Regions from separate parts of the Homo sapiens genome. Here region 1 is linked to region 2. A link is a loop called in an ENCODE intact Hi-C map of the cell type or tissue named here. Cell type or tissue: PC-3. All regions are shown on one strand.

The links. Hi-C counts contacts between places; a loop is a spot of excess contacts. Peaks named below come from ENCODE experiments on the same cell type or tissue, not always from the same donor. Only the 100,000 strongest peaks of a DNase experiment are listed, where the experiment ranks them.
Region 1: a loop joins it to region 2, with 2.9 times the contacts of the local background. A loop is called at or near these places in 5 of 110 quality-filtered maps.

The regions. Positions count from the first base shown.
Region 1 is chr21:41,343,046-41,351,045 of GRCh38, reverse strand. It overlaps FAM3B (FAM3 metabolism regulating signaling molecule B), which reads right to left. Exons shown (of 8, transcript NM_058186.4): 4 at 6,512-6,570; 5 at 5,310-5,360; 6 at 3,946-4,033; 7 at 2,322-2,454. Among named protein-coding and RNA genes, the nearest start is that of MX2, 15 kb to the left of the region's middle. In PC-3, no CTCF peak of the experiment used is centred here; DNase peaks (open chromatin) are centred at 4,625 and 4,915; H3K4me3 peaks cover 702 bases; H3K27ac peaks cover 1,130 bases; H3K27me3 peaks cover 2,232 bases.
Region 2 is chr21:41,278,738-41,286,737 of GRCh38, reverse strand. BACE2 (beta-secretase 2) reads right to left here. Exons shown (of 9, transcript NM_012105.5): 9 at 4,208-8,000. Among named protein-coding and RNA genes, the nearest start is that of FAM3B, 34 kb to the left of the region's middle. RefSeq lists enhancers at 5,792-6,346, 6,347-6,902. In PC-3, a CTCF peak has its summit at 3,332 (motif pointing left); a DNase peak (open chromatin) is centred at 3,327.

The DNA.
Region 1 (8,000 bases), 64 kb before region 2:
ATCAGCTGGAGAACCGCACCATTGGTAGTAATAATAACCACAGACGCTCGTGTGCATGGGGGGGTCCCTGTGTGGCACAACGCCCGGGCTGCCAGGAGTACCTGCTCACCGCCGCCCTTGCTAGTTAAATAAGCTGGGGTGGTTAGATAAGGTGGGACAAGGCCCCTGGAGATGCTGAAGAGACTGTGGAACTGGGAAGGAAGGAAAGAGGAGGAGGAAAACAGGGTAAGAGCCGGGGAAGGAGCAGAGAAGTCGGAGGACGCTGTTAAGGGGAAGTGTGGGTGTGTATGTGAAACCAGGGCCTCCATTTTCTCCTGGAGATCCACGCAAGGAGGCTCCCTTCCCCGTGCATCAGAATCTCCAGGCCAGGCCCCACCCTCTGAGAAGCTGGTTCAGTTGTCCTGCGCACAGCCTGGACATCACTGGTTTTTGGGGAGACCCAAGTTGGGAGAGACATTGATTGCAGAAGCTGTGCGGAGGGATCTGGGTTTGGGGTGGGCTGGTGGGGCAGGACCCGGGGAGCTCCAGGAAGGCCCAGCTGTTCTGGGTTACAGGACTCCACTCTGAGATCCATGTGTTTCTCTTCTTTCATGTTCAGGAGCCCTTCTGTGGCAGGAACTATCTTTATTCACCTCTCACAGGTGATGATTCTGAGCACAGAGGGTTAGATAACTTTCCAAGACCACACAGCCAGCTGGATAAAGCCTGGACATTCTCAAGACGACAGCCTGTGGCATGGATCACACAAGGGATCGGAGAGATGGGGACCCAGTATTCGCTCCCCAGGGTCAGCCTGAGGAAATCCCGGGGAGAATGGGGTGCACACTGCAGCACAGCTGCTGGCCCTGGAGGAGGCAGGAAAGCTGGAGCCCAGAGAGGTGACGTGACTTGTTTAAGATCACACGACGTCCCCTCGCAAAACTAACACAGGACCGTAAGCCCCGGCTTCACTATTGTGTGGCTGGTTCAGCTTGCCCTCAGTGTGGGTCCAGGCAGTGGTGGGGCCCAAGGAGCCCCACCAATCAGAGCTCAGGGAGTGCCTCTCGGTTAGGGCAGACCCATGAGGGCTCACTGTGCATGCAAGTGCCCAGGCACAGTCATAAGCAAGGAGGGGTCGAGGCCAGGGCCCCGGGAAACATTCCCTACACGTTCTGCAGGGCTGGCTTCCTGGCTCTAGAGGAACATGAAGTCACAAGGGGAAAGCATGCTTGTGTAGATGCATGCTAAAATAACCATGGTTTCCGGGCCTCCGGAACATGAGACTAGAGGGGGTCACAGAAGGTCTAGGGTTTCCTGGGAACCAGTTCCAAGTTGTCTGGTTGTGTGGCCTGCGCTGAAGTCGCACCTTATCCAGCCCCCTTCTCCTCTACCTCAGGTGGTCATGGCAACAAGAAGATGCCGAGCTGCTTCTGTTGCTTGTCTTTCTTCCCAGACCCGTATCCACAGCACAAGGAGGCAGACTGGGACCAAATGTCAGAGCCTGAAATCAGAAGCGGCCTATTGCACACCCTGGAGATGTAGAAATCTCTGCTTTCTGGGAATTTCTGGCTAAGTGGAAAGGAGGCCCTTATCCTCAGAAGGTATAGTGGGGAAGTCTCGCGCCTTGGTCATGCAGCACAATTTCCTCCTCTTCTGCACCGGTTACTGCAGCACCGGTTACTGCAGCATCTTTTCCTGGAGAGCAGAACCCTCTGAAATTCTCCAGGATGTTGTGATTGTCATCGGATGCTCAGCTTGTTACTCCCACACATTTTGCAAACCCTCAGTTGGAATTTTCACAGGAGACTTAGTGGTTAATAAGTGAGAACGCCATTCTTTTGCTCTTTACTTCTCTTTGATAAATAAAGGCCATAAAGGGAGGGACTTAGAATCAATCACGTGCCCAGTTAGTACAGCAGCAGCAGCAGCAATGGAAGCCAGATTTGTGCAGTGTTGATTTGGTGTCCAGCCTGTTTTGAGTGTTTTGCATTCACCATGTCTGTTCATGCTCTCAGCCATCCTAAGAGGTGAGCTCTCTTACTTTCCCCATAGCAGGAGCTTGGGGAGGTAAACCTCCTGCCCAAGGAAGGAGAGGCCCAGGACAGACCATGTTGGCTGCAGCATGGTGAAAAACCAATACCAACAGCCCATTCAGAATTTTCTACTTTGAAAGAGATTGGAGAAGTTTGAAACTTCTGTCCGGATCTAATGCTGATCTCATGGAAACAGCTGACACAACTCTTATGTTTGGAGACGGAGTTATAACCCACCAGGAACGTTTTCAAGGCACAGCATTTACTATACTCACCATTGGTGGGAAGGGACATTTTAAAACCACTCACCTTTTCTCTCTGAATTTCGGAAGGGAGTTCCAAGCCTTTTGCTGCAATAAATACCCAGCTAGACCTGAATTTCATGTTCCTGATTTCTTTACTTCCAAGTGCTTCTATGGCATTCTTGGCATCGTTATTCAGTCTGCAGGACAAAGGGAAAAGCATGTGAGCATCTCAGGGAGACGTGGAGAGGAGAGGAACTCTGCTCTGGATGTGTTACGCTGTGCATCCTTGGATGGAGGTTTCTAAACACATTCATCTCCTGCTGCAGTGCATGACACACAGTGGCAGCTAAGAGGCACACATGCTTCTTGAGAATGTCACATTTCTAGTTAACCATTGGACATCCAGAGCCATTTTAGGCCCCAGTTTGGGGCACAGAATTCTACTTCTCAATTCTGGAAAGCCCTTGTGCTTTGGGGTTCAATCTCAGGCTCACACTCAGCCAATACAATTTTCGGCTATTGCTCTGCCCCTTGTTTAGTGACCACAAAATAAGGTGGAGAGAAGTTGCTGAAAGATGAAAGCAAATGCCAAAACTGCCCCCTTTTCATAATCAGAAAAGTCCACATCAAAAAGGAAAAAGAAATGTAAAACAATACTGCCACTGCAAACATTAAGATTTAGAGGAAGTGACAGGAGGGTAGACAGGAAAGTAAACAGTTAAGTTTAGATTGTTCTAAGTGAGTTAAGTCAGAATTTTTCAAAGTATGTGCCAAGGAACTTCAGTTTGGTAAGATGCTCCATGAAAAAAGGAATCTGATAAATTTGGGAAATGCTGTGGTCAGTAGCCCTGTCTGGGAAATTCACCACACAAATAAGCACTTTGAAGGTTCTTAGACATTCTGCAGCAAAGACACAGGTTTGGTTTACTTAGTAGGACACACTCTGAGAGGCACTGAGCTACATCCACTTCTAGTACAGTATTGAATGTGTATGTGTGTATTTCTTTATTCTTTTCCTCTTTTTTTTTTTTTTTTTTTTGAGACAGTCTCGCTCTGTCACCGGGCTGGAGTGCAGTGGTGCAATCTTGGCTCACTGCAACTTCCGCCTCCTGGGTTCAAGCGATTCTCCTGCCTCAGCCTCCTGAGTAGCTGGGACTACAGGTGCATGCCACCATGCCTGGCTAATTTTTTAATTTTTAGTAGAGACAAGGTTTCACCATGTTGGCCAGGATGGTCTCGAACCCTTGACCTCGTGATCCGCCTGCCTCGGTCTCCCAAGTGCTAGGATTACAGGTGTGAGCCACTGCGCCCAGCCTCTTTTCCTCTTTCTATAGGGAAATTATCTCAATTTCCTTTCACATTGCTGTAACTATTAATGCCACCCTGGGTTTAGGCTTTCTGTCCGGAGGTTAGTTTGTCTGTCCTAATTATGGTCAACAGTGGCTTTGTCTTGATTCCTTGAAATACTCCTTTGATTTAGGTTCTAGTACTTCTGTGGTTAGTGATTTAATTTTTTTTTAAAGAAATGCCATCTATTTTGTCATGATCTTTCATTCTTTTTCCTTAGAGAAGTACTTTGCTCCTGGACTTTCTGCTTGTCCCCAGAGGATGTCACTGAGAGACCCTGGCAGCCTCTGCCCCAGCTGGCTTCTCTTGCCCACCGCTGTGACAGACCTACACCCACTCACCTTGTGCTTCCGTCGTCATAGGTCACCATGAAGAGCAGGGATTTTGGAGCAGCACTCTGAATAAACTTTGTCATCGGTCCAGAGTTATCTATTGGGGGATGCAAGTCAGTTTTAGGGTCTTTGCTGTTCACTGAGGCTCTGCCTTGGGTGCTGGGCTTCCTCCTGCACCTGCATTCTGTGTCCATTCTGAATCCTTGGGGGTCCCAGCGCTCGCTGCTCAACCCTGCAGATGGTGTGCTAGCTCTGGACGTGTGAACATTCACTGGGGTACCATAGGGACTATCTGAGGTGAGTGGCACAGCGTAGAAGGAAAAGAACCTAACACTTGCAATAGGTGTTCAGGGCAGTAGTGAAAGGGGGTCAAGATAAGGAGCTTTTTTGACCAACAAACAAGAGAAGTGGAGCCCCTGGTAGAAAAAAAAAACCCTCCTTAGAAATGAGATCACCAAACTCTTAACAAGCAGCAGCCTGTGTGGCACAGGTGGAGTGTTCTCTGTAGTCACTGATAAAGGGCCACACCCACACCCACACCACGACCACTGAGCAGAGTGGCCTTGCAAACACACCGACGTGTGCAGGAGAGAGACTCCCACAGAACTCAAATACGAGACATGTGGACCGTGGGCAAGTCTGTGCCAAGAGACTTATCTATGCCTTATAAAATAAAGGTAAACCTCAAACCCTGTTACTCACCGCTGCGGCTCATTATTTACTGTTCTGCTTAGGTTAACTGCAGAGTACAACTGTGTCCTTCTTATTGGGTGGGTGCAGGCGTTTTCTATTCTTCGTCTTCACTATCTTTATAAAAACTTGTTTTTGAAAGTCTCATTGATATATAAAAATAAGAGGGGATAGTATATCCTGGCCAACAACTGCAGTCAAGAGTCAGTGCCTAGAAAGGAGAGACCATCGAGAAAGACTGGGCACCCGTGGGTTCCGGGAATGCTTGCCCTGAGCCCAGCAGAGCACTGTGAGTCACCAGGAGTAATCGTGACAGCTTTCAAAGGATGATGATATTTAGGGCTGGATGCTGGTGGCTTTATTTTACATATAATGTATTTGGCTTTTTTTTTTTTTTAAAAAAAAGGCTTTTTCTCTTTCTTATTATATCATGAGAGCTAAAAAGAGAAAGACTGAGGAAAACTAACAGAAGAAAAGACATTTCTAGATGATGCCTTCAAATGTTCTATGAATTCAATTAGAGTTTAAGAGGATCTACATAAGACCACTCTAGATTACTCAGGAGAGCTGCTGGCGTTTTTCTAGTAGACAAAATAAAAATGGTTGACATTTTTCTTTGTGCTTTTTAATCTTAATTTTCTGTTTAAAATTCATTTGAATTTTAACAGAAAAAATTTTCTTACCACCTTCATACATATCAAAACATCGTGTTGCTGTCACATTCCCAGTTACATCTGAAAATAAAAGAAATGGTATTTTAAAAGAAAGTTCACAGAACTAGGGCGCACTTGTGGCACCAGGGCCTGGGGAAGGAAATATTTCTTCCCTGTCTATCTCCAGCAAACACCACTGATGTAATGACCCAGCCTGCAGAGACAGGGCGGGCCCCTTGAGGAGAGTCCCCAAAACCAGGTCAAAGGAAAGTGCTGGAAGCTGTGCTAGAACTTTCTTCCAGTTTGCTTTGGGTTACACCTGATGGAACACTAATACCTCCCCCACCCAACTCATCTCACAGAAACACCAGAGACCCCTCACTCAGGCCCACCCGCCTCATCCCACAGAAACACCAGAGCCCCCTCAGCCAGGCCCACCCGCCTCATCCCACAGAAACACCAGAGCCCCCTCAGCCAGGCCCACCCGCCTCATCCCACAGAAACACCAGAGCCCCCTCAGCCAGGCCCACCCGCCTCTTCCCACAGAAACACCAGAGCCCCCTCAGCCAGGCCCACCCGCCTCATCCCACAGAAACACCAGAGCCCCCTCAGCCTGCCCACTTCCTACTTTACAGCCTCCTTCAGGGCTGTCAGATTGGGAGCATTTTATCTTCACTTCCACAGCCCTCACGTCTCGGGGCTATGCGGCCCACTCACTCACAGGGACGTTGTGGGAAACCCTTTCCTTCTCCTCTGGGCCCCTCAAAGGCAACTGTGAGAGAGCTTTATTCCAGACCTAAGAGAAAGGCCAAGTTTTGTTTCCCACGAGGTTGCAGTGGCTTTTATCACACAGAAGGATGAGATGGTCTATGGTGTCAGCCCCTGAGCAGACACTGGGACTCTGGGAGCAAATGAGAGGCTCAGTCCAGGACCACAGGCTGCACCCCCTTGGCGGCCCTTCTGGTGTTAACCCTAACTTTGGCCTATCCCTCTGTTTTTTTCTTTTTTTAAAATAAAGTCTATATTTGGTTTTCAGTTGTTTATTTGTTGTTAGAACCACAAATAATCTGTGAAGTGAGACTTGTAAAAATAATTGAGTATATAATCTTAAAATGCATTAAAATACAAACCTAGACTAAATCACGCGCAAAAGTCTCGAAAACCCAAGGTACCTTTGAAAATCTGACCAGAGAGCTTTTAGAGAAGTTTAAAGAAAATGTTTAGTAACTTACAGTTGACAATGGCAATGTTTATTCCTCTGGCAACATTTCCCAGCTGTTCTCCCATAAGTCTGAAATGGAGCTAAGCATTAGTCAAGTACCAAGAGGCGTGCGACTCTCCCCGCTCCGCGAAGTCTTCGCCTGACCAAATGTCAGTCTCATCTGCTGTCCCCCACCTTTTCCTTGAAAGTCTGCATTCGCCTTGGTGCAGCTCCCGAGACCGCCACCCCCATGTTCATCCACACACATCTATTCTCAGTGTCTACAGACTCAGTCCCTCAGGGGACCTGGACTCTCAGGGGACCTGGACACTGCATTCAATCTTATAATTTAGACAAATGGCTAGGGGGAAGAAAAACTAACATTTATTTAGCTCAGGCTCTTCACAGATGCACTTTATTGTTAATTTATTATCTATTTATTTATTGAGACAGGGTCTCACTCTGTCACCCAGGCTGGAGTGCAGTTGTGCAATCGTGGCTCACTGCAACCTCTGCCTCTCGGGCTCAAGCAATCCTTCCATCTCAGCCTCCCAAGTAGCTGGAAGTACAAGCGTGCACCACTACAACAGGCTAATTTTAAAAATTTTTTTGTAGAGACGGAGTTTTGCCATACTGCTCAGGGCGGTCTTGAACTCTTGGGCTCCAGTGATCTGCCCGCCTCAGCCTCCCAAAGTGCTGGGATTATAGACATGAGCCACCATGCCTGAGTATGTCACTTAATTTTTAACCTTTAAATTGTAGAATATGAAATGCCAAATTCAAGAGGATTGTGCCCTAAAATCAGGAAAACTAAATGACTTACCTGGAGATGGTAATTATTGCTGAAGATCACAGAAATTGTGTGTGTGCATGTTGTATATGTGCATGTTCCCATTGTCAAGTGTCAGAATCAATGACATGTTAGCTTTATGAAAATAATTTGGAAGGCTTCCTCCTTTTTCCATGCTTTGGAATAGCGAACACGGAACTTTAATATTTTGTTTTGACACCTTTACCTAAACTCCCCTATGAGTTTTCTAGGCTTAGTGCTTTTTGACAGGTTTAGAGACTATTCCATAATAACTTGAAGCAGAAAGAGATTTCTGATAATAGAAAATCGGCTAATCTAAACCGACTTTCTCATGGAGAAAAGCAGAAAACATGAGGCAAGTTTTGTTGTTGCTGTTGTTGTTAAAGATCTGGTTGTATACGTTAGAGACCAAATAAGGTAGTTAAGAATTTCCCAGGCCAAGATCTGGGAGAAGACTAAATTTCAGGTTGGTAAGTCCAGCGTTTAAAAGCTACTTTTAACCAAGGAGAATTTGCTGATTCCAGAAAAGGTGTGTAAGGAAGTGAACAGCCCTTCTGACAACCATGTGAGCCAAGGGAACAGAAGTTGGAAGCCAGGGTCAGGGCCATGTTAAATCTCCCACATCTTATTTGGCCTGGGGTCACAAAGGGTTGAATCCTGAAAGTGAGAGCAAACCAGAAAAAAATCAGAGCTTGTATAAACTTCAGCC
Region 2 (8,000 bases):
AATTCATTTATAAATTTAGTGAAACTCCAAAACAAATCTCAAAAGGAGAATTTAAAGAAAGTTGTTCAGTATTTCTAAAGGATATCTAGATGAACACATTTGTGATAATATCACGTAAGATGATTAACTGGGGGAGACTGGCCAGCTACACATTAAAGATCACATTAATAAACAATAGTAACAAAAACTGCAGGCACAGATGCAAAAACAGACACATAGATGGGATCAGGAGAGTCTGGCAATGGGCCCAATCTATGTAGGAATTTAGAAAATGCTCAGATTGCCAATTACTAAATCAATGGAATCAAGGCTATTGGCTGACCAGATAACAAACAGAGCATGAATATACAATTTGGAAATATGCAAGCAACCATCAAGGCAAACAGAAGATTTGGTGGAGGAGGAACTACCACTACACAGTAGGACCTTGAGGTGGGGAGAAGTGAGGCAGTAGACACCTCGTGATAAGCTTCTTGAAACTATTTAATGTTTAATAATGACTAACTGTATGCATTAGTTAGGGTTCTCCAGAGAAACAGAAACAGAACATATATAAGATGAAACAGAATATCTATCTATCATTTATTTATCTATCTATCTATCTATCTATCTATCTATATCATTCTCTAGAGAGATTGACTAAAAAGAATTGGCTTACATGATTATGGAGGCTAAGAAATCCAAAGATCTGCAGTTTGTAAGCTGGAGACCCAGGAGAACAAATGGTGTAAGTTACAGTCCAAAAGCTGGCAGGCTACAGACCCAAGAAGAGCTGGAGTTTCAGTCTGAGTCTGAAGGTAGAAGGCTCATGTCCCAGGTGAAAGCAATCAAGCAGGAGGAGTTTGGGCTTGTAAAATGATCAGGTGTTTTAAATTCTATTTAGGCTTTCAAGTGATTGGATGAGGCCCACCTGCCTTAAGGCAATCTTCTTTACTCATTCTACCAGTTTAAATGTTAATCTCATCCAAAAATACCCTCACAGACACACTGCTATGAGCTGAATTGTGTGCCCCCAAAAATCCTAGCCCTCACCCCAATGTCACTGCATAAGAGATAGGGCATTTAGGAAGTAATTAAGGTTAAATGAGGTCATAAGGATGAGATCCTAATCCAATATGATTGGCAACCCTATGAGAAAAGAAAGAGCAACAGAGAGATCTCCATGTTCACACACCAAGGAAAGGCTATGTGGGGACACAGGAAGAAGGCAGCTGCCTGCAAGCCTGGAAGAGATCCCTCACCAGGAGCCTACTGAATCTTGATGTTGGACTTTCCAGCCTCAAGGACATTAGAGAAAATAAAATTCTGTTTTTTTAAGCCACCCAGCCTATAGCATTTGTTATGGTGGCCTGAGTTAATATACACATCTAGAATAATAATTGACCAAATATCCTGGCACCCTATGCCTCATTCAAGTTGACACATAAAATAAACCATTACAACGTATTACTTGAATACAAAATAAAATTAATTTAAACATCCTTAAGCCATCTCCTTTATGTATGAGTCCTAATTTGAGGGTAATAGATTAGTGTGAATTTCATGTACTTACTACACTCTTAAATTCTATACTCTCACATCCATATATGATATTTCCCTTTAAAAATCAATGAAATATTGGCATATTCAGCAAATTGCTTTTTTTGCTCTATACCCTATCCCATTTTGTCCATATTTCTATCTCTTTAGGAGAGATTTCTAAAGAAAGTATTGATGTAAAGATGACTTGGCTATTTTTTAGGGCTCTTTGAAATGATTGTTTTGATTTACACTTTCCATCAGCAAAGCAGAAGATGGGTGACCTCTTGGACATCTATTAATAATTAAAAGCTTTGTTCATTCTATCTGTAATTACTTACATATTATGCATACATTAATAAGATTGAACACTTCTCAGTTTCTCGGCCATTTGTATTCCCACTTTGGCCAGCTGTTGGTTGACAGCCCTTGCATGTTTTTCTACTGGACTCTAACACTCTTCTATTCTTGGTGTTTGAAGGGTATCTGGGATTTGTTTTAATGAGGTGTAATAAGGCACACAGACACACAAAAGACTGTCATAAAGAAAGAAGCTCTTTGTATTCATAGATGCCTAAAAACAGAAGGCACAGCTGCCACTGAGGGCCACGCAGCAAAGCACAGGGGTAGTCAGGAGGCCGAAGGATGGGGCAAGACGGAACAGGAGGCTTTACTGTGGTTTCTGTAGGAAAGAAGGGAAGAGGCAGGGTAAGCAGGCTTAGCTTTGGCTAGTTAGAATAATTTCAGTGGCTTTGGGCAGGGAAATTGTGCCTAGTTGTCTGGTACCTGGCTCTGGGGTGATGAGGGCAGGTGGATATGGCCTGAGTGTGAGAGCTCCAGAGAGGAGGTGGATGGGTGTGCGCTCTGGATCGGGGGTTTCCATCTAAAAGGCAGGCTGCCAGGGGAGTCGTTGACTTTCTCTTAGAATTAGCCAACCCTGAGAGAGGCAGTCCTTTCAGGGTCAACAGGGCTCCAGCTATCACAGCATCAAATACAGAAAATAATACACTTGGCTTATTTCGTACAATCTGTGTATGCTGAAGACAGTAGGTCTTTTTGTTTTTACATTTTTTACTGAGATGACTCTTAAGCCTTTGGCCTGTGGCATCTCATCCTGTGGGGTGAGATTCTCCCCTCCCTGGACCTCCTGATTTCCCTGAGCCTGTCCTTGGGAGCAGCTCCGTCTTCAGACCTTGGGTTTTAAAATGTTTTTAGTACCACGTGCACCTCGTTGTGGGTTGTTCTGAGAATGAAATGGCAGGATGCGTGGCCAGAATTTGCTGTTCGATAAATGTCAGCTTCTGCCCTTATATTTGTTACAAATATTTTCCCCAATATTTTTTCCTCGTAGCATTTTGATTTTAGCATATGTAATTTTAAATCTTTAACCTTAAAAAGGCAATGGCATAATGATTGAGCTTGTGCCTGGTAACCAGACACACTGGTGTTTTGAATCTGGCTGTCATTTCCAGAAGAACCTGGAGACTTTATAGCACCTCTGTGCCTCAGTTTCCTTCCCAGTGATGGCCAAGCAGACACGTCCAGAAGGAACTTGGAGATACAAGTCTAAAAACCCAGGTAGAGGCCAGGGCTGGAAATGTGTATTTGGCGGTTGCCTCTAAGATTGAGTACCCCTCTAGCTGGCCTATTTTTCAGATTCTATAAAGCACAGAATGAAAAAGCTCTGGGATGTAGTCTACTTACATACCCATACTTGATAAAAAGCTGCTTTGTGAAAGCTACACGGAATGGGGAAAGAGGCACAAACGTTATGTATACCACAACGCTTTACAACACCACCACCTAGTGACAGACTCGTGAAAATCCCATCCGTTATGTCCCCTCCAGCTTAGGGATGGCGAAATAGGATAAATCATCTCCTTCTTACTAGAAAGCAGATACTCTACTCTGTTTCTCCAGTAACTATCACTTTACCTCCTAATGGTTGGAGATTCCTTCTTTTCTCCTCATTTGGATATTGTCAGACAAAAAGTGTCTAGTCATTGAAAGCAGCGTATATTTAAAGGATTGGCATAGCAGCTAGATCATGGCTCATGGATGATCTTCATTTCATTCACTAAGAGCTTCTGCTGTGCCCATATTGGTGCACACCCTTCTCTAGAGACTGACCACTAGACTGGATTCTTCTGGCACAAGTGATGCATTAGGCTCTGAGAGTGTGGTTCAGGATGGCGGATGGACCAGAGTGTAGTGCAGAGAAAGAGCTGGGCTGTTGGAGGGGAACAGAGCTGGGTTCCTCTCCACTTTTTAGCTGTGTTTTTCTGGGCAGGTGACTCAGAGATGGTTTCTCGTCTGTGAAATGGTAGAATGCCATCTCCCTGCAGGGTGATCATGGGAGTGACCGCACAGGCATTGCCAACCTGGTCACCCTCAGTCCCCAGGACCAAGCTAAGCCATCTGTCCCATCCTTAAGACCGCTGAAATGTGCTTACTGAGTTTCTTCTCTGCAGGTGTTTTCTTTCCACCTGTAGGGTTTCCAGACTCTAAAGCACTTTACCCTCCCCACCTTCAGCATGTTTTGCATCTTAATGATTGAGCCTGAACCCTCCCTTCCACTCCATTTTATCCTTGACATTTTCCAGGAACCCACAATGAAGGAGTGGACGTAATGGACCGCCAGACATGTGACCCAAGAGAAGTATTTACAAAACATTCCAAAAGCAACAGGTTGGGAGTATTATTTATTCAAATAAACAAAAATGTTTTATTTCCCTTTCAATGGTATATATCTTAAATTGCTGGAACATACAAGTATAAAAATAAGATTATTTTAGAAAACTCCAGTTTTGAAGGGCACGACAATAGTTCAGACATTTGTCAGTAGCTATGAAGCCACTTTTAACATGGAATGAATATCCCTTTACTCCAACTCTTGGTCTTATTACATTTTTAAATCAAATCAGCGTGCTGGAAATAGAGAAAAATTCCCAAAGGGAAATATAAAATAATTTTAAGCATTTTCAGAAATACAAGTTACACTTAAGAAACTTGTATTAAAGGATGTTAATCTGAGATAAACAGAAAACAAACGTTTTGCAAAGCACTACTTTTTGCATCTGTTTGAGGATACACAGTTTGCAGCTCTCCTGCCAGAAGCAAAATACTGACTCTAGCACAGCAGAAAAGGCATCAACTTTAAGAAAAAAATGAGTGGTCGCTTTCAATGACTGAACATAACATATTAAACTTTAAGAATTTTTAACAATGCAAATTAACAGCAATAGTAGAAAATACATCATTTTAGATTACAAAAATTCAGCTTTTATTAGCACATGACAAATCTCATTCATTCGCTGCCCTCTCATATGTGCTGAGTAACTGCTACACAGAATTTCAAACCTCACTGATATAAATGTGAGAGATGACATCTACAATGAGAAAAATGAGGGAAAAAAATCTCGTTTTATACCACTAGCAACAAAGAACACAAAATTGTATTAAATTTGTTAAGAAATGTTATTTTGTGCAATTTTCATGATAGATTAATTAGCTTTGTTCACTTTTTTTCCTCCATCTTAAAAAGAGATAATCTTTTAATGTTTTCTTAACATTTCATTCAGGAACACTAATCTTAGAAATGCGAGGCTTGTGTAAAATTTTACTTTAATAGGCACAATGTAGCAAGCGAAACCATACTCATATCAGGGAACTTGCAATGACCTCCACATATAGCACTCAACAGAAAAACATATGTCCTGACCTTTGGAGACACTTCCCTGCTTATGATATTCTTATCTGTCTGTGCCTTGTGAATAAAAATGCATTTTTATTCCAACCCAAATGAAGAAAATCCTATGGAAAAACATCAATGTCAAAGGCTAGGTTGCCAAGGACACCCAAGGTTTCTAGCCTTTTATTGATACCACGAAAGTGACAGCTGTGCCCAACTTACTGAAGTCTATATTATAAATCTGTCATTTCTAATTATAAATCTACATTGGAAAAAATATTTTACTCAGATGGCTATGTGTGAGGCACACGTGTGTTCTACACAGTTTGGACTTTATCTGGTTGGTCTTACACAAACAATTATCCATCTGTAAAGGGAACTGCTCACTTCTCAGGGCTGCCCTGATTCCCAGAGGAGAGACAGATATTTTACCATCACAGCGTTCCCCAAGATGCTGGCAGAGACACCAGGATGGCTGCTCTCACAATAGTGTCCAAGAAGTACCCGAGGCTCAACGGGGCACCCAAGCATCAGGGACCAGGTACCCGCACGTCGCTCTTGCCGTGGCTGGATTCAAATTTATCAGGAAGCTTTGTGATGTCTCTTGGCCCAGTCACTACCCACGGTGTGCTTTTTAAGCACACAAGTGTGATGTAAAAGTTACACAGTACAATTTAGTTTAGAAGCACTGGACATCTGTGTGTAATAGCTGCTGATAAGAAACCCAGAGGAAGCTCAGGGCAGGGAAGAAAATACTGGATTTATTGCTGGGAGTTACGTATCCCCAACAGCTGTGATAGATTCCAGCCACTGATGCAACCTGAGGTTCGCTGGCAGCACTAAGCAGCGTGGCTATGTTCTGCCTTCCACATTCCGCAGATGTGGCTAACAGGGTGACACCAAGAGCCCAGGGAGCCTGCTCACGTCTGAAAGCCGTGGTTTCTGCTCTGCAGCCTCACCTGGGGAGCTTACTGAAATGCAGATTCCCTGTTCCCTCCTGCACTGACCCTGAATGGGGCTGGGTGTGCTCCAGGACAAGATGGACCTTCCGGGGACGTGGAGCCTGGGGAGCAGGGCTCCCACGCTGACAGCAGTGAGACAGGAGGGAGCTCCTTTCCTGGAAGTCTCTGACAGAAGACATTCTGGAGAAAGAAGCTGTCGGATGTTCGGAATGCATGGGCTGGGCTGGCTCAGCAGAGCTGGCGGAAACGGTGAGGGCCCAGCTGCCGTGCCCCTCAACGACACTGTCAGGTAACTGCTGCCAGGAGCCTTCCAGATGCTCAGACCCCAGAAGCCACTTTACCGGCCCCCTTTGGCCTCAGTTGCTTGACCCTCCCCTACAAATTTCCAGGTGCATGACCTTGAACCTGCCTGTGTCCTGCGTGGGCCTTGAGGCATCTCTAGTTTGATTAGGACAGACGTGTTTTACACATGGCTGTCAAGCAAGTTTCTCTTGGCCTAATTGTTCCTCTGGCAAATAATCAATCCTGAGAAGTTCCTTTACAAAATACCTAAAAAGTAGACTGTGCCAAAAACGTGGGGTGAAATGAGGTGCCCACGGCATCCTGGGGACGTTCTTGGCTGATGCGGACCTCCGTGCCCCACTGCCAACTGAGGGGTGGGACCTCTCTTCTGGCTCCTTCTTGCCCTGCCCTCTTTTCAGATTCTGGAACTTCCCAGGTCCCAGCCATCCTGTACTCTCCATCCGTTGAATGAACCAATCCTTGCTCCGCGTGGGCAACACCCGGGCCACCCAGCCACAGTCTCTCTTTGTCAAAGCTGTCACTTACACATGACTCCCGCTTGAATATTCCTGAAGTTTGGAATTGGTGGATCTGCAAAATAAATCACATCTCCAATGGATTCAGCCACTTTAAGGGGAAAAGAAATCTAAGGATGGCTGGAATGAAACTGCATTTTCTTTCCTTTTTTGAGACGGAGTCTTGCTCTGTTGCCCAGGCTGGAGTGCAGTGGCGCAATCTTGGCTCACTACAACCTCTGCCTCCCCGGTTCAAGCGATTCTCCTGCCTCAGCCTCCAGAGTAGCTGGGATTACAGACAGGCATCACCATCGTTGGCTAATTTTTTGTATTTTTAGTAGAGACGGGGTTTCACCATGTTGTCCAGGCTGGTCTCAAACTCCTGACCTCAGGTGATCCACCTGCCTCGGCCTCCCAAAGTGCTGGGATTACAGGCACGAGCTACCGTGCCTGGCCTAAACTGCATTTTCTAAAAAAATATGTACTGCTTATTTTGTTAGCATACTTTTAATTATATTCTTATTCTTTCTACCCCTCTCAAAATGTATTTTTCCAGCTTGCCATTTAATTGGTAAACAGCTGTAAAGTTCAAACGTGAAATTCTTAAAGCTCCCTAGAGACATACACAATAACTTCTGTGGCATGGACTTTTCTCGGCATTAAAAAAATCTAGTACCTCTCTTGGCCAGAACCCCTAATTTTACACTTTATGGTGTTGCGTCGTTTTTCAAAAAAAACAAAACAACAACCAAAAAACTTACTGGCAAGTTTTTCCTCCAAACAGTTTTCTAATCAAGTCTAATAAGTTTGTGCAAGAGAAAACACATGGGGATTCCACTCCATTATTTGATTTCCACTAATCAGGATAAAGTCTGTGAAATTCAATTACTGTTGTTTGTGGAACAGACTGTTGAACAACGATTTATTCCCAATGATATCGAGTGGCACTAGTCCAGAACTTAGAACTGAACCACACGTGGCAGCTCCACCAAGCAGGGACAGGGAAAGAGGAATTTAACAAGTTTGCACCCG